Linked DNA regions of Mus musculus: all the other regions are linked to region 3. Evidence: chromatin loops called from intact Hi-C (ENCODE). Cell type or tissue: left cerebral cortex. All regions are shown on one strand. Each heading gives the region's core, and the rest is flanking DNA. Links, peaks and the distances in the headings are about the cores only. Region 1 has its middle 79 kb from the start of Plppr4. Region 2 overlaps Plppr4 (phospholipid phosphatase related 4). Region 3 has its middle 75 kb from the start of 1700061I17Rik. Region 4 holds the start of Plppr5 (phospholipid phosphatase related 5).

Region 1 (8,372 bases), core at 2,018-7,017, 290 kb before region 3:
TGAATCAGATTCTGTGAGAAGAGAACTTTTAGACACTCCAGGAGTTGCAGCTAATTAATGTCCAGGTGATTAATTAACACTTTTCTGTTGGACTTTAATTGTTTATTTTTTTTTATTATCCAACTTCTTCATTATTTGGCTTGCATCTGGAAGAAGCATGGGCCCAACCAAAAGTGCTGTAGAAAGAAAGAAAGAAAGAAAGAAAGAAAGAAAGAAAGAAAGAAAGAAAGAAAGAAAGAAAGGAAGAAAGAAAGAAAGAAAGAGATAGAGAGACAGAGAGAGAGACAGAGAGAGAGAGACAAAGAGACAGAGAGAGAAAGGGAGGGAGGGAGGGAGAGAGAGAGAGAGAGAGAGAGAGAGAGAGAGAGAGAGAGAGAGACTATATGAACACTCCAAAAGGGACTGAAGTAAAGGATAACAAGATTGACAGTAATCAAGATGATGGTCAACAAGGCCACTGTAGGGAACTTCTATCTCTTTCTAGTCAGAGACTTGCCTGTGTAAGCAAAGTGTAAGTCAAATTGATGTTAGCTCCAGAATTCTTCTGTAAACTATTTCAGAGTTACTACAAAGTAGGAAACATTGGGAAGGTTCCTGGAAGCAGGAAGGAAACTCAACTCATACCCACCAAGCCTCCTCAAATCCCATTTCAAACTGGGCAGCACCCTGCTTGGGTGACTCCTCTACCATGGCACCATCTGAGTCAATGGATATGGCTGGGAAATCATCAATGACCTGGGCACATCTGGGTTCTATCTCTGTTCTAGGCTCAGGAGCACCTTAGTTTCTCTGATTTCTTCTTCTGCAGACTGCCATCTTGATTAGAAGCTAATATGCTAAGCTCTTCCAAGTTCAACTGATGCGGCTTGGAAATTTCTTAAATAGGAAGCTCGTAATTGAAGGAGCTTTTGATGGGTATTTTCACATAGGAACTATTATTATTCATACATACCCTTTTCATATTGGGAATGGGCAAAGAATAAGAAGAAACCACGTGGCTAAGTGCATTTCTGATTCAAAAGAAAGAGACAGAAAATGCAGGTGTACCTCACTGTGAGAGTAAATAGCAGCACTATTTTTATAAAGGAAAGTAGAGAAAAAGTCCTACTATGTACATTTCTGCAACACCAAACCAGACAGTGTTAGAGGCAAAGAAGTAAATATCTGTCACCAGGGGAATCATTCACCAATACAAGACATGCATTAAACTCTCACAATAGGATCTCCCAATAAATGATTCATCCAGATGCTAATATTTAATCAGTTCCTACTTTTAATTAATTTAAGAGCCTCTCAACATTTCAGCACATTTGAGGTGTTTTTTGAGGGTTCGTTGTCCAAGGTTAATCCCTTAATCAAACTTGCCTTTTTAAAAAACACAAATAAATGATGCAATGTAAAGCCTATTATTGTTATGTCATACAAAATGCTAATGTTGAATTGTTTTCTTTAGGTAACCAGCATTTTTACCTCTGAAATTTCCTTGTAATGTAATTGCTTGATTTAGGTTATCTTTGGAGGCATGCAAACTGCTTGGCTGCAGCTTATAAATATATTTCCGTTGCCTGGTGGTCTTGCTTTTTAATGTTTGTAGCACTGAGCATTTTACCTGTCTAATTTTATATTCCAAGTCATCGATGAAATGTTTTCTGTGTTCAGTGAAACTGTAGATGATGCCAGATTATTAGTAGCCAGATTTCTTTGCATTGAAATTGAAAAGATTCTCTCCCACAATCCTTAGTCAGGTAAAGCCGCTGCCCTGAATTCTTACGTTTTTCCACAAGAGGGCTCATACCAGACCAAAGCTCTGCCTGCTGCTAGTGATCTGCCTACATCTCTTGGTGAAAACCAGAGAGACAAGAATTTGAAATATTCCCCAGAGCACTAATTAGATTTCAAAAATCAAGTAAGCAGATATTTTCAATAACTGCAGTTGGTTGATAATGTTAACAGCCAAGTTTACAGAAGCATCCTTTATAGCAGATGATGTCATGTGTGAGATGGTAGCCATACAGCTATTGTCATTGCTGTCGTTGTGAACGTGCTAAACTCAGGTCTGCTGAAGGACATGACTGTGGAGCTCGATTGTCAGGGTTTGAGTTCCAGGTCGGATGTTTTTATTATTTCGGCACCATCAGACAACATAGTCACTGTTGCTGTCTCTTTTAGCCATCCTTAGCTCCTCTTCTTGAACTGTGATTGTTGTAAGGAGTAAGAGAACTAAGCCAAGTAAAAGCAGTGAGAAGAAAGTCTGTGATGTATTAAGTGATTTGTAAACTTTGGCTACCACTGCTACTACTGAGGCACAGAGAGATTAAAAGACAAGCCCCAAATCACATTTGTTGACTGAGAAGAGACAAGCTGTAGCCTGGGAAGTGTGTTAGGGTATGGAACAAGAATACAAACATGCCGCCTCTTTATCCTTCATCCTCTTCCAGCAAAACAAGATCCAGTTCTTACTGCTTTCTGTGCCTGTGGACTACCCAAACCTCTAATTTGATCATGCATCTCTGTTTTGAACTCAGACACAAGTCTACTTGAGAGCCAGCTCCGTGTCTTATTTATGTGCATAACCACATCACATAGCAGATGCTTGCCAATGGTAAACAAAGATGATTTGGAAAAAAAAAAGCAGTAGTGAGAATACACTAATTTCTGTAACTGCATCATGCAGCAGCTTTGTTACTCATCTTACATGTATGGAGACCACAGTTCTTAAGAGCTCTATCAGCACAAGCTCAGAACTTAAGAAACGCCATGGCTTCAAAGCCCATGCTTCTTGTTCTTGTTGTTGTTCCTTTGCTTGTTGTTGTTGTTGTTTAACTTTTTTCTGTTTTTCTTTTCTTTTCTATTCTGTTCTGTTCTGTTCTGTCCTGTCCTGTCCTGTCCTGTCCTGTCCTGTCCTGTCCTGTCCTGTCCTGTCCTATCCTATCCTATCCTATCCTATCCTATCCTATCCTATCCTATTTTTGAGACAAGGTGTCTCTACATAGTCCTGGTTGTCCTGAAACTCACTACTTACACTGAACTGGCCTCAAATTCACAGAGGTCAGCCTGCCTCTGCCTCTAGTGCCCTGGCATTAAAGGGGTGTACCACCCTGCCCTGCACCCTGCTAGTTGTGCTCTCTTTGCCCTTGCTTACAGCACTTTATATGTTTTGTGGATAAAGGTAAAATGTGAAAAACCACACCAGAAGCTTACACAAATCTTCTGGAGATAATGGAGAGGTGAGGAAGGAGGGGACTAGAAGAAAAGAGGGGGAGGGGAGAAAGGGTTCTGTTATCAGCTGATTGTGCTCGGGAGGGGGAGGGGAGAAAGGGTTCTGTTATCAGCTGATTGTGCTCGGGAGGGGGAGGGGAGAAAGGGTTCTGTTAGCAGCTGATTGTGCTCGGTCACTAAAGCCTTCCCTTACTACTAGACAAGACAGACATGAACAGAGTAATCACCCAAGTAATTGACAATCAGAAAACAAGATGTACATGGGAATGGGAGTGTTCCAAAGTGAACACACATCACTTTGTCCACTAGGTGAAAATCTCCCTCAGGAGACAGCCGAACTGAAACCCAAGTGATGAGCTAGGAGGTAGGACAGGAAGAAAAGAGTAATATTCAAAGCAGAAGAAGCTACCTGTCCAAAAAGCCTGCAGCAGGAGTCACATCCTGCTGAGGAAAAACAAGAAAAAGAGAAATCACAGCTGAGTGTTCAAGAGGTGGCTCAAAGGTGGAAGGCAGAGAATTAGTCGTCTTAAAAAAAATACAACAGAGGATAAGAGTAATAGCATTACTCTGAGGGAAGGAAGTATACACACACACACACACACACACACACACACACACACCACACCACACCACACCATACACACCACACACACCACACACCACACACACACACACCACACACACACACACACCACACACCACACACACACACAGCACACACTACACACACACACCACACACACCACACACACACCGCACACACCATACACACATACACACACACACACACCACAAACAGACACACACACCACAGACACACAACAACAACAACACACACACACCACAAACACACACATGCTTAGAATATAATGGAATCAGGATTGTCACTTTTAAAAGTCCAAAATGTTGTGAGAATACGAGAGGGCAAGGTATTCTGCATAGAGGAGCACAGGAAGAAAAGAACTGGCAAGCGTTTGGCTGACATGGGATCTGAGCATCCAGGTAACGGTGTGAAGAAACACTCCAAGGAGTAAACACTGCTCACAGGCCTATTCTCTGCAGAAAGAATTAATGAAAAATAAATAGGTAACAACAAGTGAGAAGAAACTTTAGTATTTTCTATGTGTTTAAAAATAATATCCCCACTAGAAAAGGTATCTTTGATAACAATTTTTCAATGCTTGGAAATAAATGATAAAGATCATACCAAAATACATAAAGCATGTAAAGTCATGTCCAGATGAAAACATACAGAATAATATGCAGGTGTAAGGGGACTTATGAAGAAACTTAAGAACTTCAAATGAAATGCAAAGAAACTAGAAAAAAACGATACAAGCAACTAGACACTAAACAAACAGTAAGGCAAAAACTGAGTCAGAAAAGGATAGCAGTATATATCTCAACCAAATGGAAAGGATGAAGGAAAAAGGAGCATCAGACACTAAAATCAGCATCACTATAGATGTGTTTGCTGTTAAAACAAAAAATACAGACATAAATAGTGTTATTGTCAAAAATTGCAAATATTAAATGAAATCAACAAATAGAAAAACACTGTTTTCCAAAACTAACAATTATTATTGGAAAATCAGAACTGTGCTACAGCTGACAAAAGGGAAGAGTGTATTTACTGGGGTGGTCGGTGTTTTTCTACTTCCTAATTTCTACGATTCAGTGTTATTCAGCATTTCCGACTGCTACCACGAGGTGGCAGACGTCTCCAAACTATGGTGGGTAACCGTGTATCTGCAGGACACCATCTTTGTGTGGTCTGCAGCAATCACAAACAGAAGGCATGTCAATCTAAATCCTTTTTATTATCGTCGGTTCAGCATCTGCATTGTTTTCATGAGAGAATAGATACCAACAGGAACAAGAATGTGTTTAAAAATTAAAAACAGGTTCGATTAGCAGATGTTGAATCCCACCCTAACAATAGAACCTTCCACTTCAGGCTCAGAACAAGGCCAGGGAAGTGGAGCAGCCTAGCACAGATTCCCATCTCCATGACAACCTTTTCGGCTCCAAGCACAATTAAAGAGACAGCATCATCTTTTTTGGAGAGAATACATATAAATGTATTTTGGAGAGAATATATATATATATATATATATATGAATCGTGACTGTTATTCATTTTTTAAAAGAAATTAAAATTTGATTCTGATTACTGAAGCTAAGTTATTGATGGATGGAGAAGCACGGATTTGAAAAGGTTTCACATAATTTCCATGTAAATGAAAAGATATATGTGCCCCTATGTACTGGAGTTATTGCTATTCTCTTTTGCTTTGTCCCGGACAGTCTCAAAAATCCTAGCTTGGTCCCCTCTTAAGACTTGCTGTATTTGTGGGTCAAAAGAAAACAAAAGCTGTTCATCCATTAGCAATTAGATTTTGAGCAGATGGTCCAGAACATGTAGTGACTTCCTAGGGGTCCTGTGATACCCTAGTCTGCAGCCTGAGAGATCCTTTTCCTCTTTGGAAAAACAGTACTGAGATTGTTCACTTGCCATTTGAGGAAGGTTGTAGGACCCAGCTTACCTCTCTCCTGCAGGGAGTGTTTAAATTTTTTTAGGACTTCAAAATATCCAAGGTGAGAAGAAAGAAAGAGGGGGGGGAGGGAGGAGGGAGGAAGAAGGAAGAGGGGGAGGAAGAGGAGGAAGAAGAGGAGGAGGAAGAGGAAAAGGATGAGTAGGAGAAAGAGAAGGAGGAGAAAGAGGAGGAGAAGAAACAGAAAAAGCAGAAACAGGGCAGAAGCAGAAGTGGAGGAGAAAGAGGACGAGGAGGAGGAAGAAGAGGAAGAGGTTTTCTGTATATTAGGATACAGGATACATTAAAATAATTGAAATGGTGAGTGGAGACCAATTGTGTTGCTTCTTTAATTCATTAATAGGGTGCATTAGTCTGGGTTCTCTAGCAGAACAGAGACTCCAGTAGACAGGAAGTAGGCTCTAATGCCAGTGAGAGCGAGCAGGTAAAGAGGGCAAGCAAGCGTCCTTCTTCCACGTTCTTTACACATGCTGATTGCAGAAGGTGTGGCCCGGACTAAAGGTGGATCTTCACATTTCAAAGACCCAGAGGTGAAGTAGATCTTCCCAGTCAAAACCCCTCAGAGATGTGCCCAGCCACTGGGGGTTTAGTTAATTCCAGATGTTGTCATGTTGACAACCAAAAATAGCCATCCCACCAGGCTAGGGTAGTGGCTCAGTGCAGACGATGTTTGCTTTGCAGATGTGAGGATCTGCAGAATAGATACCCCAGAACCCACATTACAAAGAGCCTGTAGTGGTTGTTCGTAATCTCAGCCCTGGGGAGGGAGAGTCAGATGAGTCTATCGCTGGGGCTCATTCAACAGCCAGCAGAAGTTCCCTGACAACCATGCCAGTGGTTCCTTTAAAAAGAAATTAATTCAGGGAGTGCCTGAGGAATGAAAATCACAATTGTCCACTGGCCTCCACATACGTGAATACAAGCGTTGAACACATGTGCACATCATATGCACATGTGAATGGATTCAATTTTGTGTTATTTCATGAAATCCTGAACATGAAGACTTAATTGAACTAGGACTATAAACATTTCAAAGGATGGTATCAAGAGGGAAGAGGGTCCAGGTATCTAAAAGACTTTCTAAAAGGTTGTAATAGCATGCCATTTCATTAAAAGGGCAAAAATGTGCTTGGTTTCACCCTGCCTGGGAGTACATAATTATGCTTTCTCATTAAGCAGAGAGGCAGAACATGGGAGGTTGACTTTGCCCACTATGGTTCTTGACCAACTATGGCTTTTGTGTGTGTCCTGCGGATGCAGGCCCTTTGTTTGTTATCAAGAGTTCTTACTACTGAGCTGTCTCCCCGACTTCTGAGTATTTGCATTTGTTTCAAATGTGCTAATTTCTTATCTCTAACACCTTTGGTGAGTGTCAAGATATTTTCTATTGTCTATTGTCTATTTAAAACCATTTTTATTTCTCTACTTTTGAATTTTAGAAGTCTTTTCATAGATTTTGAGTATTTTGGTTTACCAATATTTCTTTCAAGTATGTAGGCAAAGCTTTTTGGGGGTTTTGTTTGTTTGTTGTTTGTTTTATTTTGTTTAGTTTTATGCTTTGGCAGAAAATCTAGAAAGTGTTTGCTTAGGTGCTAAGGTCACCGAATTTCTATTTTCTAAGCTTCTATGGGTGATGACAATACAAAATTAATTTTAAAGAGGTGAAGAGATTGCTCAGTGGCTATAGCCTGTACCACTATTATGAAGGATTCGTTTGGTTCTCAGCACCCATATTGGACAGATCATAATCGCACGTAATTCCAGCTCCAAGGATACTTAATCCTTAATGCCTTCTCCTGCAGGGCACCTGAGCTCACATGCACATATACATACACACATATACACATAATTTAAAAATAAAAGTAAATAACATTGGGAAACATTATCACTCTCACCCAGGAATCAAATATTTGAGAGGTTTAATAATAGAGTTTGTTCTCAGACTAGCCTAGGATTATGTATACATAATAAATCTGATTAACTTGGCAAACATTTCCCTGCATGGTCCAGGTATCTAAAAGACTGTGGTATTTCCCAGAAAAACCCATACATATGATCACAAAGGAGCTTCGAGGGGTAGGTTCATAGTATAACTCGTGTTGCTAGGTATTGTCTCTGGTAAAAACTGTGCTTCAATTTTAGCAGAAGGCAAAAATTAAAAAAAAAAAAAAAGAAAAAGAAAAAAAGTTTTAAAATGTTTTTTTCAAAAAAAGCAAGGTTAAGTAGACACTTCACTAGAAAAAAAAAACTGTTTTCTAATTTTAAAAAATGTTAAAAAGAAAATGAGAGAGAGTATTATTCTCCTGCTCATAACAGGACACCCAAATCCACTTCTTGCATTTGCCCAGTGCATCCCAGCAGCACCAATAGACCTGGCGACAATGCTGAGTGGAAGTGGCCCCTGAACACTCTGCTTCCCAAGAGAACCCCTGTGCTAGCACAGATCTGGGCAGCAGTAACTCCCAGAAGAAAACGTGAGACTGTACCTGAGGAACGGAGACAACTTCTGAAAGTGTAAAGAGAACACCTGGCAGTCCCACAGGCACAACTTAAGGACAGACAGATGGACATACCAAGACCTGGAAAGCAGGTGGGGAAG
Region 2 (5,000 bases), core at 1-5,000, 200 kb before region 3:
AAAAAAAAGCCATTGAGTCGGTGGGGTGGCTCAAGCCCAGTGACCTAACTTCAGTACCTGCCACCAACATGGTAGGAGGGTTAGAAGGAGAGGATAGACTCACTCCCACATGTTGCCCTTTTACCTCTGTATCAAAATGTACAACATACATACATGCATATATACATAAATGCATACATTCATACATATGCACACACATATATACATACATGCATGCATGCATGCATACATACAAACACAATGAATAAATAAATAAATGTCATTTTCAATAAAAGAGGACATTGTTGTCTAGATTTTTAAAAAGAAATAGATAGAAATTAAATAACATAGCCAAGCTTATAAAGCAAAATTTGAGACAGAGTGGGTACCAAATCAAACTTCATGTTCAGCATCACAGACTGGTACATGCCACTTACAGAGAGAATACACACACAGGCAGTTACTCCTTCTGCTTCTTCTCTGTTAAGAGCAAGAAGATGGCACCTCGGAGGATGGGCTGAGGTGATCCCTTGGGCCAAGGAGTTTGAAGCCAGCCTTAGCAACATATCTTAGACCCCGACTCATAAAGAAAACAAGCAGACAAACCAGCAACAACAAAGCAGGAAGCTACGGTAAGGTGTGAGCACATTCTCAGAGGTGGGAGAGACCTGCATCCTCAGCTCAGCTGTCCTCAGCTGGAAGACGCTCAGCACAAACACTTAGCAGACAGTGTGCACACGCCACACTCTCTCACCAGCCAGCAGCTAGTGTCCCCAGGTTAGTCAAGGAACAGAGATGATCCAGCCCACTTACTCTGGCAAAGCACCTCTATAATCCTGTGAGCACAAGTCACACTGGTTAGCTTCTAAGTTCAAGCAAACCTGTCCTGGTTCACAATCATGCTTGACAGTAAGTTAATGGGAAGGATGTTGTTGTCATCGTCATCGTCATCGTCATCATTGTTATTGTTGTTTTCTTTTGTCTTCTGTTTTGCTGATAAAAATGTTCATGGTTGGCAGTAACATCCTGTGGTAAATTGCAAAGCAAGATGGCTTCTAGAATAGCACCCTACTTTATTGATTAATTGGATAATTCAGTTTTCCACTTTTCAACATGAGAAAAGAAAGACCGCCTATGGATAGACCAGACCCTTAAACAAGAAGACATCCAATGTAGTATTATATTAAACCAAAAGTAGGCTAATATGTGCTTGAATTTTAGTTTGCAAAGCCTTCTCCAAGTGATACCTGTCTCTCCTGTTTTGGTGACTGCAGCTGGGAGCATAGCTAGCTAGCTAGCACCAGCCAAAGGCTGTCCAGGCTTAATCACTGAGTCTTACATCCCCTGAAGCTGGCAGTCCGGGTGGATCCCCTTTATGCACAGCCCTATAACAACCCCCTATGCTCAGGCACATAATCTTTTCTCATTAGTCACAGTACTTCAAGGTCATTCAACATGTCATGTAAATAATAAACCATTTGTAAAGTCCCCAAATGGAAATTATGAAAGGGAAATAAGGGAATAAATAAGAAACAGATTTCTTTTTATTTTAACATTGTTCAGCTTTGTAGCATATTTTTCAATCTGTGAGATAATGCTTACCTGTAGAAGAGGAAGAAATGTTTAATGTATTTTAAGGGGATACATATAAAGATAAGACCACAATCTTTTGTTTTATGTAAATTCATGCACACGCTCAAAACTCTGCACCCAGACACATTGGTGGTGTGAGAAAATATAAAACAGAGTCAGAAACATATAACCCAGGCCTTTTAACCTAAAGGTAAATAAAATTATTTCTTTGGAGAAATTTTTCAAGATATTTGTATCTTAACTTTAATATGAATCCACAACATTTCCATATTCCAGATCATCGTTTTGTCAAGTTTACATAGCTTATTTCATCTTTCTGTAAAATATAGTTTATTTTCATTTTACATGAACATTAATATCAGCAAGAAAAATAGTATCACAACATCACTGATTTTCCACGTACCAAAATAGTAACTGTGACTTTTTCCATCTTTTCTAAACCAGATAGAGATAGTCTCCTCAAAAAACTCTTCTAGACTCTGCCAAGTGCGATGAGCTGGCAAATCACCCCTCCCCAGTTGGTTACAATCCACAAATTGATGCAAAGTAGGAAAGTAGGAAAGAAGAGAATAGATTTCCAAGTCCTAGAGATAGGGTTAAATGAGGACACTTCTCCAACAGCAAGTTTCAAGCACACAACTCTCTGTTAGTGACTTCTCCTCTCTCTCTTCAAAGGCACAATCTCTATCTTTTCTCCATGAGTAAATGTCCTACATTTTTTATATCAGGAAAGTATTAGTTCTTTTCTGTTGGCTTCAAAGAGAGTTATAATGATAGTGTTGTTGATAATGGTGGTGACAATGATCTTAATAATAATAATAAAATTTAGTAAATTTCAAGTGTATTTTATGTGGCAGAAGCTCTGGTTACATTATCATCCATCCTCAGAACCATTACACAAAGGAGGTAGTTTGTTCTTGTTGGCTTGAGTGTTTTTTGTTTTGTCTTGTTTTGTTTTTTTTTGTTGTTGTTGTTTTTTTGTTTGTTTGGTTGGTTGGGTGGTTTTTGTTTCTGTTTTTGTTTCTTGTAACCAGATTTCAGTTTCTATCCTAAGCTTGCCTCATATTGGGACCTTGGATTCCCAAGTGTTAGAAATATGCCTAGCTGCTAACAAGGCATTATTATCTTTGCATTTTAAATATGAAAATGGTAGCTCAGAGACAAATATCTTTGCAGAGACATTAGAGTAAAAGGATGAAGCCAAGATTTGAATCAGGCCCAGTTTTGCTCACACGCTATGACTGTACCATGTTACACCATGCATACTTCCAGTAACAATGCTGGATTTAGCGACGAAGTAAATTAAAGAGATGAGCCTGCCTTTGATTCAACGAGCTTCATGGTACTAGAGGGCATGCGATTAAGTAAGTCTGGTTGAGAGTTTGCCAAAGCAGAAGAATAAATTTTTCTGTGTATTACACTACTGAGTTTAATTTTGCTGCTATTATTTCCTGTTTGGTGGTAAGTGATTTCCTTCTGGCATGGATATTTTGAAATCCATGGTCATTGTGCACTTGCAAAAATGTCCTTTTTTAGCCAGAACAAATGGTGTTCATCAGGTGCCTGTGGAAATTCATGAAAAGCTATGCTCAGGATGGAAGGGAAGCCCTCAAGCTGAGTTTAAAGGAAGTGGCATGGGTAGGACAGGGTCACAAAGAGATAAGGCTGGATAAATGACTTGTAGCAAATCGATACACAGTGAAGCTAGAGGAGAGAGATCTTAAGAAAACTGGAGGTAGGAGTGAGTGCATGTGAGCTTACTGGAGATCTAACCTATGAGCGAGACTTGGAGGCCTGTTTAGTCATCAGATTGTCTAAGATGACTTGCATTTGAGAAATAAGGATTGTTTTTAATGCTGGAAATGTTTATCAATTGTCATTTACAGAACAATTGTCCCCTTGGAGTGTGTAGATGCTATAACATACAAAAGCCTGGGCTCTCTCACAAACAGTCTTGTACAAATTACAGAATTAAGTACTCTCATTACAGAATTGGCTACATAACCCAAAAACATCTGATGTAGTTCTGTCGTGTGTAAAAAAACTGTTTTAAAAAGTTAAAGTTAACTATATATATGTATATATATATATATATATATATATATATATATATATACATATATATATATTTAATACATAACAAGAGAAAGGTCTCCTAACTTCTGTCGTAGGTTTCTTTTCTGGTTTTTATGATTTTTAGAATTCTTATCCTAAACATTTGTTATTTTGAGGATTTGACAAATGAATATAATGAGCTTTGATAATGTCCAACCCCACTACTCCTCACTCTAGCTCCTTCTAGCCATCTTCCACATCCCCTTAACAATTTCGTACCATCTCTCCTTTTTAAAAAGTAGCATACTGAGTCCAGGGAGTAGGGGTCTGCAACCCTGAAGCAAATAGGTTAACCCTCAATTAGTGGCCATCAACATTCAATACTTCCTCAGCTAGGAGCTTGTGAATTCCTCTATTCATGCTGGGACGTTGGTTGATAGGCTTGATCTTAATCAGCAGGGAACAGCAGCTGCTGGGAGCTCATGACTGAGTGGCCCTGTAATGTCTAGAAGACACTATTTCCCAGTAGTCCCCTCTGTCCTCAACATGTGGCTCCCCAGTCTTTCCACCTTCTCTTCCACCATGCTTCCATTTTTTTCCCATTTTTTATTAGGTATTTAGCTCATTTACATTTCCAATGCTATACCAAAAGTCCCCCATACCCACCCACCCCCACTCCCCTACCCACCCACTCCCCCTTTTTGGCTCTGGCGTTCCCCTGTACTGGGGCATATAAAGTTTGCGTGTCCAATGGGCCTCTCTTTCCAATGATGGCCGACTAGGCCATCTTTTGATACATATGCAGCTAGAGTCAAGAGCTCCGGGGTACTGGTTAGTTCATAATGTTGTTTCATCTATAGGGTTGCAGATCCCTTTAGTTCCTTGGGTACTTTCTCTAGCTCTTCCATTGGGAGCCCTGTGATCCATAGTACTACCGGAGGATCCAGCAATACCTCTCCTGGGCATATATCCAGAAGATGCCCCAACTGGTAAGAAGGACACATGCTCCACTATGTTCATAGCAGCCTTATTTATAATAGCCAGAAGCTGGAAAGAACCCAGATGCCCCTCAACAGAGGAATGGATACAGAAAATGTGGTACATCTACACAATGGAGTACTACTCAGCTATTAAAAAGAATGAATTTATGAAATTCCTAGCCAAATGGATGGACCTGGAGGGCATCATCCTGAGTGAGGTAACACATTCACAAAGGAACTCACACAATATGTACTCACTGATAAGTGGATATTAGCCCAAAACCTAGGATACCCAAGATATAAGATACAATTTGCTAAACACATGAAACTCAAGAAGAATGAAGACTGAAGTGTGGACACTATGCCCCTCCTTAGAAGTGGGAACAAAACACC
Region 3 (8,372 bases), core at 1,772-6,771:
AAGTATTTCTGTACAGAAAATCACACTGCCTTAGTCAGTTTTCTATTGTAATAAAATGCCATGACCCAGAAAAATTATAAAAGAAGGTTTTTAATTGAGTTTATGATTTCAGAGGGTTAGAGTCTGTAATGGTAGAGCAAAGGTATAGCAGCAAGAACAGCTGAGAGTCCACACCTTGAACAGTAACTAAGAGGCAGAGAAAGCACACTAGGAATGATGAATCCATTGAAACCTCCTCCAACAAAGCCATATCTCCTAATTCTTCCTAAACAAGTCCACCAACTGGGGACAAAAATTTCAAGCATATGAGCCTATGGAAGTGTCTTAGTTTGGGTTTTACTGCTGTGAACAGACACTATGACCAAGGTAACTCTTTAGCAAGGAGAGCGACCGGTGCTGAGACAGTGTTTGTTTCTTCATCTTTTCTTCACCAGCTTGGACCACCTGACCTTACTTTTGTGACTTCAGTGAATGTGTGTGAGCTGAGCATGGTAGCACATGCCTATAGTCTCAGAACTTTGGGGGGGGAGGAGTGTCTAAGCAAGAAAGTTGAGACCTTTTTCAAAAAACAAAATCAGACCGAGCATGGTGATACATGCCTTTGATCCTAGGACTCAGGGAACAGAGGTAGGTGGATCTCTGTGAGTTTCAAGCCATCCTGGTCTACATAGTGAGTTCCAAGCCAATCAGTCCTACATAGTGAGACCCTGTCTCAAAAAAAAAAAAAGAGTTAATGCTAGTCTTATATATGAGGAATAGCATTCCATACAAATATTTATATTCAGCAGTCATTCATTCACTCATTCATTCATTTATTCTAACCTTAATCTTGACTCAACTACACATTCATGGTTACACCCATAATTCTTTTACATACTCAAATTTCAGAGCAAACTATTAAAATAAGATGAATATATCTTAACCAGATTTCTACTGTGGACATTTCGATGTTTGATGTTTTGCTTACAACATGAAATAAAACCTTCACTTTCAGAGCTGTTGTAAGCAGTCCCTGAAATAGCCATGAAACTCCCTGCTTGGAGCCCAACATAGAGGATACGCTCAGCTCGCTATTTTATAAAAATTCTCCCTGCTATGGCTCTTCAACGTCTCCCTAGTTTCCATCGCTTTCTTGATCTAAATCAGCAGCAGCTCATCTCAAAAATTCCAGCACCTTCATTAAACATTTATCCTTCTAGCCCTGTGCTTTTTAATTCAGTAGCCTCTGGGCCCATGCACCTACTGAAATGTAAATTTCAATTATTTGTTTTAAATAGATTTACAAACTCAGTTTCTGACTTGCACCACTCATACTTTGGGTGTGCATTTCCATGTGTAGCCAGTGACTACAATATCACGAAACACAACTCTGCTGCCATGGTACAATGACCTAATGAACAACTCAGGCAGAGAAAGTCTAAGGGAGACTCTATGTAGCAGGCATCAGGAATTAGCTGCCAAGGACTTGATTGATTCACACATATCCAGCCTCCACCCCTCCCTTTCTTACTCACACTCATGCCTTGCTCGCACTCCCTCTGACTCATGCCATCTTACTCTGTCTCTTTCTGGGCAGGGCCTCATGTAGCCCGCGCTGTCTTGGACTTGCTATATATTCAAGATAGAGGATGACCTTGAATTCCCATCCTCAAACCTCCACCCCCCATCCTCATACTGCTATCATATTGTGATAGAATTAATTAAAGTTTTAAGGCTTTAAATTACTCGCGGTTTCTGTGGCCAGGAGAATGGGACTTCTTAGTCTCCTATGTTTAGCTTAGGATTCCACTGCAAAGAGGAATTGACCTGTGACTTACAGACCTGAGCATGTAAATCGACACATGGTAACATTTTCCATTTTTCTTTGAGTTACAGGATTCTTCAATGCTTTGAAGCAAAACAGAGCAGAAAATCCCCTTATAGATTTCTCCATGTCCTGCTGCTTGTGTCTTTGCGTTGATGCCTTATACGAAGTTGTTATTCAAGGGTAACTTCCCATTTCAATTCTCTGGGACCCTTCGTGCAGAACAGTAACCAACTTATAGTTCAAGTCTATCTCATGTGATGGAGAAATGCTATGGCATGAAATGTAATATTTGCAACTGGCCATTATTCATTGTCAGACACCATTACAGAGAACCTGTCACATCTTGGCCCCTTGACTGAATGTTGGGGTACAGTGAGAAACAAACATATCTCTCCCATGGTGCTTACAGATTAATATTCCAATTCAGCTTTAGTTATATATATATGTTGTATAAGTATGTGATAAGATCATATGATGTTTCAAGTTATATCATTTTCTTACCCTCAGACTAAATGACTTTCCTTGTACAGCCACATTTAGACAAGATGTCTTTCTTTTCCCCTATATTCTATTACAGGAATACAATGTATATTATGTATATAATAACTATATATGTCACATGTAACTATATATAGTTAGCTATATATAGTTATATATGTCATATATAGTTATATATACATGTATAATGTATGTATATAGTTATATATATTTAATATATAGTTATGTATATCTAACTATATGTATGTATATATAGTTATATTCATACATATTCAAATAAAAACTACATTCTCCAAAGCTGCTCAATTCTAGTCTTACTTCAGCTACCAATTGGGCTTAGTTACCAAAATGCAAAACATCTCATACACCAGCTGTAATTAATTGGCATTGGGATTTGAGATCTTACAGATATTTCGGGTGAGGACATCAAGACTAGATATTTTTGGGAATGAAGTTAATCATAAAATCTATTAATAGTACCTTCCATAAGTTTAAGACAGGGGAGAATGTCAGCTATGCCCACTTATTTACACCTCCTGGAAACAAATGGAAATGTCAGAAGGAGGAATTACCCCAGAGTTACAAAACAAGCAAGGGCAAAGACATAGAGATGTATAAAAGCAAGAGGAAATAGGGAAACAGAATATAGGCTGGGAGAAGATATCAGGAAAAAAATGAGCAATAGAAATTTGGGTGGAGACTATGCAGTATCTTGAATGTCCAACATCCATGGCAGATGATTCATCTCTGGTCCTTTTCAGGGATCCTGACCACAATCAGCAACTCCACTCATGCTCCCTGCTGCTAATTCTTTTCTAAAAATAACTTTTTCTTCTAAACTTCTCACTAACTAAAGCATCTGTTCACACATAAGTCATCTCATTATCATTATCTCTAAGCTTAACATTTTTAAAATTCAACTCTAAATTTAATGGGCTTTTTCTTCAGTTACAGAGAAGAAAATAGTAAAATAATGAATAACACGGGGTCAGTCAAATATTTAGATCACTAACATAAATTCCAGCCAAACTACTTATAAGGACAAGGCTAAAATAGACACCATGTGTTTCTCTCACTCGGGGTGAAGGTGAATATGTTTAATTCACAACAGACAGGAAAATATTAGGTATGCCCACTTTGCAGAAATGTATTCTATGAAAAGTCAGTTGTCATTTTTTTTGTAACATTAATCCCCTAATATTCCCTAAATGGTTCTGCCCTCTAAATGGCTCCTTTTCTCTCAGCCAGCATGCATGTGTGTGGACACATGTGTGTGTGGACAGAGGGGAAGTGAGAATAGGGCAAAAGTGGAATGAAGCTATGATGCTATGATGCTTCCAGTGAGCAATGTACTGCAGGCTTGTGTCATTGTTGGCACAGTAAAATTACCTAATGTACTGAAATGACAAATCATTTCGTGCTTCAATTTTATGCAAACTGCCTGTGCTTTGAAAGACATACTCTGCAGGAAGGGGGCCTACATGGAGTACTTTAAATTGAATAGCAAATGAAAAGGGAAACTGGAGGGAAAAAAAAACTGTTTTGTCAAATATCTTCAAAATAGACCAGCCGAATGGAATGTTTATCTGTCTCTGCCACCTTGTGGCAAATACACATAATAGTTATTGCAAATCCAGTTTCAGGAAACTAAGCATTGCAGAATGACTGAGCATAAACACACTACAATGGGGAAATATAGATCACTTTTTATAGTTACTAACAAAATAATTGTAGTCACTGTGTGAACTTAGTGCAATGTCTGTGGCTTGGTTTAGGAGTGGTCGGAAAAGGGTGGTCATAAGCACACAATACTGAATGGCTCAGGCAGAAATGGGATAACTTTTGTTTTAGGCCTTTAAACCCGTGTAATGGTGATTATCTGTGTTTTACCCAGAGACTGTACAGGATTTTATGATATACGCCATTCAAACGGAATGACGACTATTTACCGAAGACAACTTGTATGTCAGATACTAGATTTGCTCTTGGGAAGAAACTAATAAGCAGAATCAACAAAGATGTTGCTTGCATGGAGTATATGATATCCATTTTGGGGTCCGCTGTGGTTCCATGTCCTCCACTTCCTCCCTCTTAGGCATCGATGCACACCAGACTGAAAAGAGGAAGCAGAGTCCAGAATAGATGGAGTTCAGCAGGATCCTGTTCCAATTCGGAGTGAGTGCAAGGGGCAAGAAAAAAGACTGGAATAAGGCCTTCTGGGAGTATCCTGGAGTTACAGCTCTTTTAAGCAAAGGCCTTCTCCGATGATCTTCAATGAAACATCTCTCTGAGACTAGAAGATCTTAGCTTGTGCATATTTCTTTACTCAGAGTGGGTTGTTTATTCAAGAGTATATATGGACCTGAGAGAATGGGAAGGAGAGTTTTCAGGGTAAAAAAAATCAACAGCTAGAGTTTTAAAGTTCTGTGAGTGCCTTGTTTGCATGGAGAGGCATTCCAGGAATCTCAGATGCTTGCTAGCAGGCTCTTGTCAGGAGAAAGGAAGCTGAACATGTAATCTCACCAAAGCTAAATGACATTCTGTGGGTAGAGGATGTAGGGATTTGGGGCTCCCCAGATAAGGTCAGAGAAGAAGAAGCCCTGATGGTAAAGGGGGTTCCCCATTTTGCACAGAGCTAAGAAAGCTATCCAGACAATGGCACACTTTGATCATAATTAGCAGGGCTCAATAGAATGTAGATAATATTTGAAGGAAGAGAATGTGGGACTTAGAGTCAACAGCAAAAGTAGATGAAGCAGGCAGAGCTCTACTAAGGAAGGAGAAGTCAGGGAGGCTAGTTGTCCTCTCAATGTTGCAAAGAACATCAAATTGCTCTAAAAATAATCTATTTTCTTTCTTTTTTTAAGAAATAAAAAGTGTTTCATAGACAATGGATGCTGAGGTATGCATAGAAAGGTGCATGGGCAAGTCCATAAGAAAAAACTCTAGAGAGTGCGGTGGCCTGAAACATTCCAGGGCCAGAAAAGTTAGAAACCATGGCTAAAGAATCTAGAAAAGCATGTAGGGACCAGAACCTAGAGGCCATGTTGTGAATGTAAGTGTTAAAAGCAATGGGAAGCCATTAAAGGGGTATTAGTAAGGGACTAACATGCCTGCTTGCTTTTAAAAATATTAGCTATCTAAATATTAAGAAAACAGAATAAATGAGACAAAGTATAATGCTTTTATTAATTTTCATGCATTTATGGTTTGCTAATTCAGTACCAATGTCCATTCTACACTTTTAAGTGTGAATATTTGATCTTCCCTGCCTATAAAGTAAACAATAAAGTAGATGATTGCAACTGCTTCCACAAAAGATAGTGGTGGCGTGGACTAGAATGTTGGCCATGGGGACAAATGATGAAGATGACTGGAAAATGAGTAGAAAAACCAGTGACAGGTGACAGACTGAGTTTAGAGATAGAGAAAGAAATGTCAAGTATTTCTAAGACGGGTGGTCTTAGCTCGCTGGACGGGTTGTGGTACCATATCCTAAAAAGAACTTCAAGGACCATCAGATTCTATAAATGGTGAAGGGAGGGGTGAGAAGACTGCCTACTCATCTTGAGAATCTTGACTGGATGTAGGGAGTTTCTGAGGCATCTAGGAATGGATATGTATGTCTGAGAAACAAATGCTCTCAGCCAGAGAAGATTAAGACACAAGAGTTATAAAGGAGTGAACAGTCATTCCATTAAAGGCAGCTGAAAGGATGAGGAGATGGCTCAGTGGGTACACCACTTGCAGCACGTGGATGAGGATACAATTGGGATCTCAACTGGGGAGACTGCTGGCAAGGTTGGCTGGTTAGACTATCTGAATCTGAGTTCAGGTGAGAAGGCTTTCCTCAAGATACAGGATGGAGAATGATCAAAGCTGGGGGAAGCATCACCGTTGGCCTTCACATGCTACATTTGTGTATGCTGTGCATCAACGTCCACACGTGTGTGTGCACACACACAAATGCACCATATAAACATGCACACACAAAAAAAGGAAGGAGCAGGATCATCTATCTAGCACAAAGTTAAATATTAGAATACTATTTATGGAAGTTTTGTGATGGCAGACAAGCAAATAAAATCACATAAATAAATAAATAAATAAATAAATAAATAAATAAATAAATAAATAAATGAAATGGTCATTCCTTGAGTAGCAACCCATAAAATACACTTAGCTAGCAAAAATAGTTGTGAAGATTTTATAAGGAATATTTTCATGGGGTGCCTGCATATGACATAGTCCACAGGTGGCAAATGAATTCTTAGATTTCACACAGGAATAACTAATCATACTGACTTGCATTGCTTCTTAAGATATTATTTTCTATAAAGATGACTGTAACACTCATCTGTTATCACTTATGATATTAAACAATTCAATTTGTGATGATTTGTCACATCTTCACATTTGGTCCATGGTAGCCATTTCTTTTCTTTTTTGTTTTTTTTCTTTTTTGTTTTTTTACATGCATGAATCAAGTAATAAAGTTTTATTGTCACAGGTTTTAATTTTTCAGTTTACGACAAATAACATGGCACTTTTTATTTGTAATAATAAATGAGCCTCTAAAAATGTCTCCCTTTAATAACAGAATTCTTTGAATTGGAAAGTGAAGACTAAAAAAACAAGAGTACAGAAATACCCAAATATGCTAAAACTTGGGGGTGGGGCTAAAGTTTCCTTTTTGTTTAGAATGACTGTACAGAATTAAGGAAGCTGGTGGGACGTCGTTCCAGTACTAGAGGCCCAAATGGTAAAAACCTGGTCTAGCAGCGCAGGAGTAGGGGTGGTGGCAAGAGTAGTGAGATGTTGGCATGGATCAGTAGTGCTGATGTAAGGTGATGGTGAGCTTGTCCTAGTGATGACAGTAAGGACAGGTACCAGTGGAAGAAAGGAAGGGAGAAAGGGTCTCTGCATTTGCTTAGAGCAGCACTGGTCTACCTCCATGGCAGCCATTTCTTTTCGCTGTTGGGTGTTCACAGAGAATCAAATTTCTAAATTACTTCAAATCAGGTAAGGTAACCTAACTCCTTTAAAGGAGTTAACTCCTTTTAACTAATTCTGCTTCTTTTTTGGATGAATTTAAATTTTAAATCTACATTTAATTTCATTTAAGCATTTTATTTAATTGAATTTCAACTTCATTTAAAATTCGGATTTGTTTTAATGAATTTCAATTTGAAGTTTAATCTTGTTTAAAGTTTAATTTAATCTTCAATTTTAAATGTTAGAAATATAAAAAAGAGAGCTAGCATGCCATTTGGGGAAATGGCAAAAGAGGAAGGAAAACATTTGAAGTTTCCCTAAATAGAATATGACATACAAAGGTAACCGAAAATATTTCAAAGGTGGACAAGCAGTGTTGTTATACATAAGAAGAGAAGCCCTTGGGTGACACTTTTTCCTGAAAGAACATGATGAACTAGATGAACAAGAGTTGTTTTACTAACCTCTAGTACCCAACATTGTTTCTATGAGGTTCTCAAATGATACAACATTCTTAAAATCTTAATATCTAGAAAAGCATTTTTTTATCACTAGGAACTATGGTGGTTTAAGTAGGAATAGCCCCCATAGACTCATATATTTGAGTGCTTGGCCCATAAGGAGTGGCACTATTAGGAGGTGTGGCCTTGTTGGAGTAGATGTGGCCTTGGAGAAACTGTGTCACTGTGGGGGAGGATTTTGAGGTCTCCTATGCTCAAGCTATGCCCAGTGTGACTCATAGTCTCCTTTTGCTGTCTGCTGATCAAGATGTAGAACTCTCAGCTCCTTCTCCAGCACCATTTGCAGCATGTCACCATGCTGCCATGCTTCCTACCATGATGGTGATAGACTAAATCTCTGAAACTGTAAACCCACCCCAATTAAGTGCTTTCCTTTATAAAAGCTCCTGTGGTCATGTTGTCTCTTCACAGCAATAGAACACTGATTTGGGTAGGTACCAAAGTTGCACATCCTAAGGGTGCTGTTGTTGTTACATTAAGTATCTTAGATTAAAGTGTGGATAGTATGATGCTTAACCTCAGTTACAACTTAATGAGATGTAGAGTCACTT
Region 4 (8,372 bases), core at 1,924-6,923, 420 kb before region 3:
TGTGGTTAAGAGCACTGTCTGCTCTTCAAGAGGAGCTAGATTCAATTCTCAGCACCCTCGTGGCAGCTCATAATTGTTTATAACTCTAGACCCAGGGGTCCGAAACCTTTTTCTTGCCTCTTTGGACACCAGGCATGTATGTGGCACACAGGCATACATGCAAGCTAAAGACTCATAGAAAAGAAATAACAAAATGAAAACAAAATATTTTATGAAAATAATATGAGCGGATCTCAGAGATGATACAAACATTACTGGGTTCCCCCATTGGTGTGTGGAGGATATTCTCAAGTATCCAAAAATAAAGTACTAATTCCCCTTTGGTTGGGTATTGCTGATGTTGATGCTATTCTCCAGAGAAACGGGTATGCTATGCTTAAGGCCATGTTCTTGACAAGAATGGAGCAAAAACAGCTGCCACTGCTGTTTTGGCTTATCACGTCCTAACAGAATGCACCGTTCCTGTGAGCAGAGAATGAAACAGAGTCCAGTCAACCAAAACTCAACACTTCCTTCTCTTCACATTGAGTCTTAAATCTATTCATACATATCTGAGAACTAATGGTCAAAAGAAGAAAGCCAAGTTGGAGCCTCCCTTTCACCAATTTCTACGTTTTCTGTCACTGCACTTCAGGCCCAGCAGGCAGCTCCCATCTTTCAGGGATGTTCTTTGGGTGTAGCAGGAGCTTGGTACTTGGCACTTGGCACTAGTCCTCTGGATATATGAACACCAGATAGATCTACCTTTTGCTGTCATTTCATGATGTTTCCAGTCATGACATGTTTCCTCTTACCGTAAGGCAAGGTAAGATCTCCTGAAAGGCTGTTCCTTCCATGCACGTGACTGAAACAGCTCAGTTCCACTCAGTGGTTAGCTCCCTTCCCCTTCTTAGGTTCTCCCTAGGTCTCCTCTAAGCGAGGAATCACCAAAATCTTGGACCAATGTGCCCTCAACTCTAAACTGGCACCTGCCACCAAGGATAGTTGGTTCGAGACTCACAAGCACTATCTCATTGAAGACACTGAATGGCCATTACCGAAATAAAAGTCACAGAATTTACTGATTGTGGTTGCAAATAAATCAATGACCCCAAAGCAGTAGGCATTTTCCTTTAAAAAAAAAATCAAAAAAAAAAAATCTCTGAGCTATTTAGTCTCCTAGAAAGCATGTGCCTGAAAACACAGAAGCTGCAGAGGCAAAAGTCCCCAGAAACTAGGCCAGCTTTTGCTCTGGCAACTTTTCAAACTGGGAGGGAGAGAACTGGAGCTTGAAACTGCATTGAGGATTTCTGACACATTTTAGCAAATCCAGTGTCAAAAACAATAACAAAGTAAAGGCTTTTGAGGACAAGGAAGTCTTAACACCGCCCCCCCCCAACCATCACCCTCAAGCTGAGGTTGAAATCATTCTGTGTATGAGAAACAGAGTTACTTAGAAGCTAGCAAGAACTTGCTCGCTTTGTTTATATTATTCCAGTTTTGTGGTAAGAACTTTTCATTTTGAAATTTCTTAAATCACTTCCCTGACTAGGGGAGAAAAGACTTTTAAGAATGAATGAAGCCGATACACTTATCGGGATTCCCCAGTTCAGCTATGGAAAATAAAAGCCCAAGTTCCCTTGCCTTCCCTTTCATTCTCTAACTTCACTTCCTATTCCTTCTGTGGTGAGTGGGAGAGAGGGAAGAAAGAAAGAAGATGGAGCATCATGGGAAGGGAACCTCAGATATTTTGTCAATGTAAAGGAACCGTAGTGAGGTTGGTCTCCAAAGAAACATCACTCATCTGCCACCAAGAAACAAAACAAAACAAAAAACAAAACAAAACAAAACAAAATCTTTGGATTGTGTTCATATATGTATATTGTGATGTAATTATTAGCTCAAGAGTTACATCCCCTGTGTGTGAGACCATTCTATATAGTCTTACATAGTCTTGTCATGTCTCTGTCTCTTTCTCTGCCTCTCCCTCTCTCCCTCTCTCTGTCTTTCTGTCTCTCTCTTTGTCTCTGCCTCTCTGTTTCTCCCTGTCTCACCACACATGCACACACACACACACACACACACACACACACACACACACACACACTAGGAAAGGAGAGAGTGAGAGAGAGAGGCAGAAAGACCTACAGGCAGAGAAGAGGGAGGAGAGAAACTTTAAATCCAGCGAGGAAGAGAGGACGTGCTAGTGCTAGTGCTAGTGTAGTCCAAGGAGAGGATAGCCTTTAAATAAATCTAAAGTGCTCTTGTGCTGCAGGTTCCTCTGCTCCTGCTTTTCAGCAAAGTCCTGTTGCTGAGGCTTCTTCTTTTACAGATGCCCAAAGACATTTTTAGATACTTGTGAGCCGATCTTCGGCCTAATGCATCAGACTCTTTTCATCAGGAAGGAAAGGAGGCAGATAAAACAGGAGCATGTACCCCAGCCTCAGCTGACTGGGGTCACTTCCCCATCCCAGCATCTGATTCCTTTACCCCACCCCAAGCTGCTGCTTCCCTTCCTACCAAAATTCAGAACCAAGACCCGTTAGACAGGACCACAGAAGGGACCAAGTCTATTTGTTTCAGAGGCTCACTCCCTTCCTATCTCTGCCACCCACCCTACACCTTCTGCAGGTCTATTCCCCGTCTTTGAGCCACCCAGCCTGCAGGCTCAAGCAGAGGGTGCAGGGGTGGTTTGGAGAGACAGGGGTGCTTTCTTCTCACCCACCCCCATGCTCCCCAGAAGAATGTCCTCTGGGGGAAGAGGACTGCCACCAAGTTAGAGGAACTTAGATGGTGAAGGCTGGTATTGCCTGGTCCTCCCGGCTGAGTCTCAACCTGCTGAAGGCAAGAGAGGGCTAGCAGCCCGGAGCTTACCACAAGCACCGGGACGCCAGCGGCCAGCGAGTAGAGGAGCACCGGGGGCACCGCGCTGCTGTCCTCTGGGCCCGGGTAGGGCTTACGGTAGGCGCTGTCGTGGCAGAAGAATCCCTGCACGTTCACAGTGAACGTGTCTGTGTATTCGAAGTAGTAAGCCAGCATCACCGTCCCTGCCATGATCACCATCTGGAAATAGAGCATGCTGCTGATGAGCGCCACGGGCAGCAGGGGCATGCACGCCTCCTGGCCAAGCCGAGCCGAGCGGGCGGTCGACGCGCCACAGGCCCCCTCCGGGCTCCGCCGAGGCACAGCCACCGGGGGCGCGGCGGCGGGGGCGGCGGCAGGCCGAGGTGGCGCGAGGCGGAGGCTGGCAGCCGCCGAGGCAGAGGCGGAGGATGCGACTGGGCTTCGGGATGCGCGGGCAGGATGCAGAGGAGGAGGCTACCCCCGGACGAGTCCCATCTGCCCTGCCCGCCCCCTGCCCGCTGCAAGCGCCGCCTGCCCGGCCGCGGGGTCGCGCGCAAGGGCGGGGAGTCCCCAGCCCCAGCTCGGGAGCATCCGCGACACCGCGGCACTGTGGTCAAGCCCTCGGACCGGCCCGAGGCAAGCGGCGTCGGTGGCACCTCGTCCCCTCGGAGGGCGGGCGGATGTTGTATAGCTGGAGCAGCTGCCTGGAGAGGGTAAAATTCCAAATCTGAAGGGGAGGGGAGGCAGCAGAGATGGAGCTTCTAGAAACTCCCTTTCGAGTCACCAGCTGGGCTGTTTCAGACCTCCCGCACAGCGCCTGGGAAGAAGGTGCGGGGACACATCTTCAGAGCGCAAAGCCCACCGGAACGCAAAGTGTCCGGGTGGCGCCGCCGAATTGCAGTCTCTGTCTCTGCTCACAGCACTGCCTGGACTCTGTGACCCCTCCAGCGCTGGAGAGCAGCCAGAGCAGTGTGGCTTCCAAGGCGATGACAGAAATTATCTCAGAGGATTTTAGATTCTGGGTGGCTTTGCCTCCCTTCCAGTTTCCCAAGGCTTTGTAAGTAAATCAACAGATTCAAGGTTCCTAGCTTTAGAGGCATCATCTTGGGCAAACCGGCTCTTTCCTGGTTGGTTCCACGTATAGCCTTTCTCATCTTCACAGTCTCCTCTGATTAGCTGCTTGGGAGATGAGGCATTGCAGATTCTTGGGACCCAGGGGTACCAGTCACCAAGGACAGGGAAAGAACTATGTGCCTCATCTTGCTATTTCCAGAGTTCAGGGAATTGCAGGGATTCCTCTGAGGTCAGAAGACCCACACAGAGTCATAGCACAAGCACACACAATGCAGTCTTACGTAGATGTCCACGCGTGTGCGTGGATATTTAAGTAGCTTAGGAGCTATATGTATGCAGAGCCCATCCTGCAATGACTCGTAAGCTCTGCACCCAAGCAATATCTTCAAGTTACCCTGACCCTGCTCACACCAGGCAGAGAAAAAAGCATGTGCAGAAGATAAGGAGAGAAAAATAACCTTAAGAGCTCTGCTCTTTTCCTTAGAATCTGGAATTACTTACCAGGATTTCTGGGATGTTCATACATCTAATAGGCTGTAACATGGTGGCTTTTGGAGGTGGGCCTTTATCAACAAGAAAATACAACATAAACCCAAAACGACAGTTTTGATTAGGCAAATCACTGATTTTGAGGATGGGATGGTAACAGCACTGAATTTCTTGAATATTAAATAGGTGTGAGATGGGCCACCATGTAATCAAGAATATCATTTAACAACTAATTATTTCAGAGCACTCTTAGTGATGTGTGTGGCAGGCAACTTTGGCCGGTAGAAGTAATGTATGTGAGTGAGCTACCACTGTATGAAAATGTGGCCACTCGAAAGATTCAGGATGTAAGACTTCAGGAACTAAGACTAAGAACAGGAACAAAGAGCATAGCCATGGGCAGGCAAAGACTGGGTATTTGTGAGTTATGTGGCAAATGAAAAGTGAGTGAATAGACTCTCCCGGTTCAACTTTGAGAACCCAAGGTACTTTCTGGAAAGATACAGAATATCCAATCCTGGCTCCTTTAAGATTGTTAGCAACTAGCTTCTCTGTTACTGAAGCAGCCTTCTAATGGACAAGGGTTAGAGCTGAAGTAATCGTGAGATTTTATTTTGAGGATCCTGTGTAGTTGGGGGGAGAGGGGGAGATTGAGGATTGCCTGTCTTCCAAAGAAGATATGAACATGTAAAATAGTAAATCCTTATTTCTATGTTTTTTTTCAGCAACTAACATACAAAATCCAGATATTTTCCTGAGATTTTAGAATCGTATGTAGAAAGAAAACCACAAATAAACAGAAAACCCAGGAAAGAACTTTACCTTCCATACATAGCAGGATTTGTGAACTGTGAAGAACACAAGAGGTTACACGTGGGGCTAAGTAGGGACCACTCTTGAAAATAAAGTGTTCCTCCTTTAAACAACAAAGCCCAGGTTTATATTGCCAGACTTGAGGGAGTGATGTTTGAGGAGATTCGGGACTGAAAAGTGAGATGACTTCACTCTAATGAAGAATCTTAAATATTAGCATATATATTGATGGAAATGCTCCTGAGACTAGAGCAAAAATAGAATAAGAAAAGGAGTCTAGCATGGCTGCTCTCCAAGTGGCCCGGACCAAAGATTAGTCAGACTCAGATACCTACACATAACCAATGGACAGAAGACTGGGAACCCTGTGGTTAAATTAGGGAAAGACTGGAAGAAGCTGAGGAGAAGGGCGACCCCATAGGAAAATGAGCAGTCCCAACTAACCTGGACTGCTGAGATCTCTCAGACATTGAGCCACCAACCAGGCAGCATGCACAAGCTGATATGAGGCTCCAGACACATACACAGCAGAGGACTGCCTGGTCTGGCCTCAGTGAGAGAAGATGCACCTAACTCTCCAGAGACTTGCGGTTCCTGGGAGTGGGGAGGCCTGGTGGTGTTGAGGGTAGGGGTGGCAACATCCTCTTGGAACCAGGGAAGGAGGAATGGAATAAGGAACGGTTCATGAAATTTGGTCCTTAAAAATGCTCTATAGCATTCACAGGCTGGACCAACACCCATGGCACACATGTAGATATGCAGCTCCACGAGCACCCCTCCCCCAACAATGGGAGCAAGAGCTGCCCCTCCAACTGTAGCCTGACTGTGGAACCCACTTTCCAACAGAGCTGCCTCAGTGGGAGCAGATGTGCCTAATCCTGCAGACACTTGATGCACCAGGGTAGGGGAATATCTAGGGGTCCCTTGTGGAGGGGAACTGGAAGGGGACAGCATTTGGGATGTAAACAAACAAACGAACAAATGAATAAATAAATATTATTTTAAAAATAAGTGCACTATAAACCCAAATCATGACATCATGAAAGACACATCAAAAAAGTCTTGAGTATTCGCAATTTCATCCTTGACTTCTCATGACCAACATCACAGAAGAGTGCATCCTCAGAGAAGGAGGTCCAGTACTTGTCAGGGAGATAGCTGCTTTCTCAAGAGAAGATGCTAGAATGGTGATGTGTGTGTCTTCTTTGATGTTCTAACTGCAACACAATCTTTATCTCAAAGGGCAGGTGCTTCTGACTAGACCAATAGTTGGTTGTTTCCAACTGAGGCTGCCAAGATGTCTTTAAGGTGCCTTATACTGTGACTGTATTTTAATTATTCGAGTTCTCTGCATTCCCAGTATCTCAAATCTTTACTTTCAACATGGTTACTATAAACAAACTATATACTTCTTTGCTGAAACTACCTTTTCCCCTGATAGTGCATGTATGAAATTAATAGACTTGTCCAAAAGAGGCAAAATAGTTTAGAAAATGTGACTGCTGGGAAAGAGTAGAAATAGTTAATATGCCCTAAACTGAATCCTTCTGTGTTACGGAAACTCAAACTATTAAGTTGGCAAGCGTTAACTGAGACATGCTGGTCATATTCACTGTGTATCCCTGAAAATGACTGAGCTTCTCTGGGTCCATTTGCTCTTCTGTAAAATTCAGCTTACAAATCATAACTGCACAGATGTTGAAAGGCTTATATTTACAAAATGCTTCATAAATATTAATTCCTTGGGAAAGTCTGAATTAGAAAATACACACAATCAGTTGTACAGACGGCCTCATCTAAGTCAGTTCTACATGTTTTTCCATCTCTGATTTCAACTCACAATTACTCAGATTAATTCTGGGTGCTCCATTTCCCAGGCTTTAAGTGTGAGATTATTTGCTGTATGTTTTAAGCATTAAGATACACATTGTTAGGTATAAATCCATAGATCTAAGATCCCAGGGGGCATGTCAAGGTATTCAGATTCCCTGAGAATAGCTTAAAACAGCTTAAAGAAAATGGACATAAGGATGTGACAACTTGAAGTATCAACACTTTAGCCCGAGGATCAGGGATGCTGCCATTCTGCGTTAGTATCTTTTCTCTGTGAAGCCATGAGAACAGGGTCCTGGCCATGTCATTTCAGTGTCACAGTTTCTACAGCTTCCAAAATTGTTGATAACCTTGCATTCTTCACCTAAATATAATACAGAGCCAAGGCCACTCATGACAATGAAAGGCTAGCGCTACAACTTTTATTCTTTACCACACCAATATGATCCAGCCGTGGTAACACCAGCAAAATCTTCATTGATCCGTTTGGGTAAATTCCAGCCTAAAGCCCTGCTGAGCTGTCTTTGCTTCATGCTCCTAGAGAATACCTGAAAGTCATTATGTGTGCTGTGATTAATGAGGACCATCCCAAGCTAAATCACAAATCCTTCAAATACTTGGAGAAACAGAGGCTTCTTTAGCAGTGAAGCCAGGGATGTGGGTCAAATTGAGCTGGTGATATTTGCATGTCTATGTTCAAAAATAAAGATGTGAATGCTAATTGGAGCTCCTCTGCTTGTCATTGTATGTGCTGGGAAAATGATTGACAAGGGAACATAGCAGATGGTAGACATTCAGAATGATTCCTTCTTCCATATCTGGACCATAGCAACTACTAGCAGTTTTTAAATTTGGAATTATCAAGGTTTATAATCCTGACAAGTTAAAGGTCTGACTTGTTTATAACTAGACTCTGCACTCTCTGGAGCCTCACATAAAGAGAGTAGTTTGAATGCTAATATTTTGCTCATCATATTTCAGAAGACAGGCAAACTAAGAGTGGCTCTATCCTATCACTTCAGGAAAGTGGAGGGAGTTGGCAGAATTAATGGTCCTTGAGGAGAACCATTTTTGGGCTCTCTAGGAAGTAGTCATCAGTAGATATTATCACAGTGAAAAGGGAAAAGGAAAAGGAAAAGGAAGAGGAAGATGAAGAAGAAGAGGAAGAGAAAGAGAAAGAGAAAGAGAAAAAGAAAAAGAAGACCCAAGGTATTTGAAGAAACCCCCCCTCCAGTCGTTGTTGGGTTTTGTTTGTTAGTTTTTAAACAAATTATCCAGCATTTTTAAAAATTCATTTAGTCATTGATTGATTGATTGATTTTTATTTTTTAGTATAATCT

The links. A loop is a pair of places that touch in the nucleus more often than their neighbours do. Peaks named below come from ENCODE experiments on the same cell type or tissue, not always from the same donor. Only the 100,000 strongest peaks of a DNase experiment are listed, where the experiment ranks them.
Region 1: a loop joins it to region 3, with 8 times the contacts of the local background. A loop is called at or near these places in 15 of 42 quality-filtered maps.
Region 2: it touches region 3 in a loop (2.6-fold over the local background); 4 of 42 quality-filtered maps call a loop at or near these places.
Region 4: a loop joins it to region 3, with 4 times the contacts of the local background. A loop is called at or near these places in 2 of 42 quality-filtered maps.

Annotation. Positions count from the first base shown.
Region 1 is chr3:117,435,503-117,443,874 of GRCm38, reverse strand. No RefSeq gene overlaps it. Among named protein-coding and RNA genes, the nearest start is that of Plppr4, 79 kb to the right of the region's middle. In left cerebral cortex, for the core only: a CTCF peak has its summit at 4,925 (motif pointing right); a DNase peak (open chromatin) is centred at 4,967.
Region 2 is chr3:117,351,217-117,356,216 of GRCm38, reverse strand. The region is part of intron 1 of Plppr4 (phospholipid phosphatase related 4); the gene reads left to right. Among named protein-coding and RNA genes, the nearest start is that of Plppr4, 7.2 kb to the left of the region's middle. In left cerebral cortex, for the core only: no CTCF peak of the experiment used is centred there; a DNase peak (open chromatin) is centred at 2,086.
Region 3 is chr3:117,148,655-117,157,026 of GRCm38, reverse strand. No RefSeq gene overlaps it. Among named protein-coding and RNA genes, the nearest start is that of 1700061I17Rik, 75 kb to the right of the region's middle. In left cerebral cortex, for the core only: a CTCF peak has its summit at 3,902 (motif pointing left); DNase peaks (open chromatin) are centred at 3,070 and 3,809; H3K27ac peaks cover 516 bases.
Region 4 is chr3:117,570,414-117,578,785 of GRCm38, reverse strand. It overlaps Plppr5 (phospholipid phosphatase related 5), which reads right to left and starts at 3,559. Exons shown (of 6, transcript NM_029425.3): 1 at 2,854-3,559. The coding sequence starts at 3,090. In left cerebral cortex, for the core only: no CTCF peak of the experiment used is centred there; DNase peaks (open chromatin) are centred at 3,227, 3,656, 3,941, 4,701 and 3 more places; H3K4me3 peaks cover 2,619 bases; H3K27ac peaks cover 2,578 bases.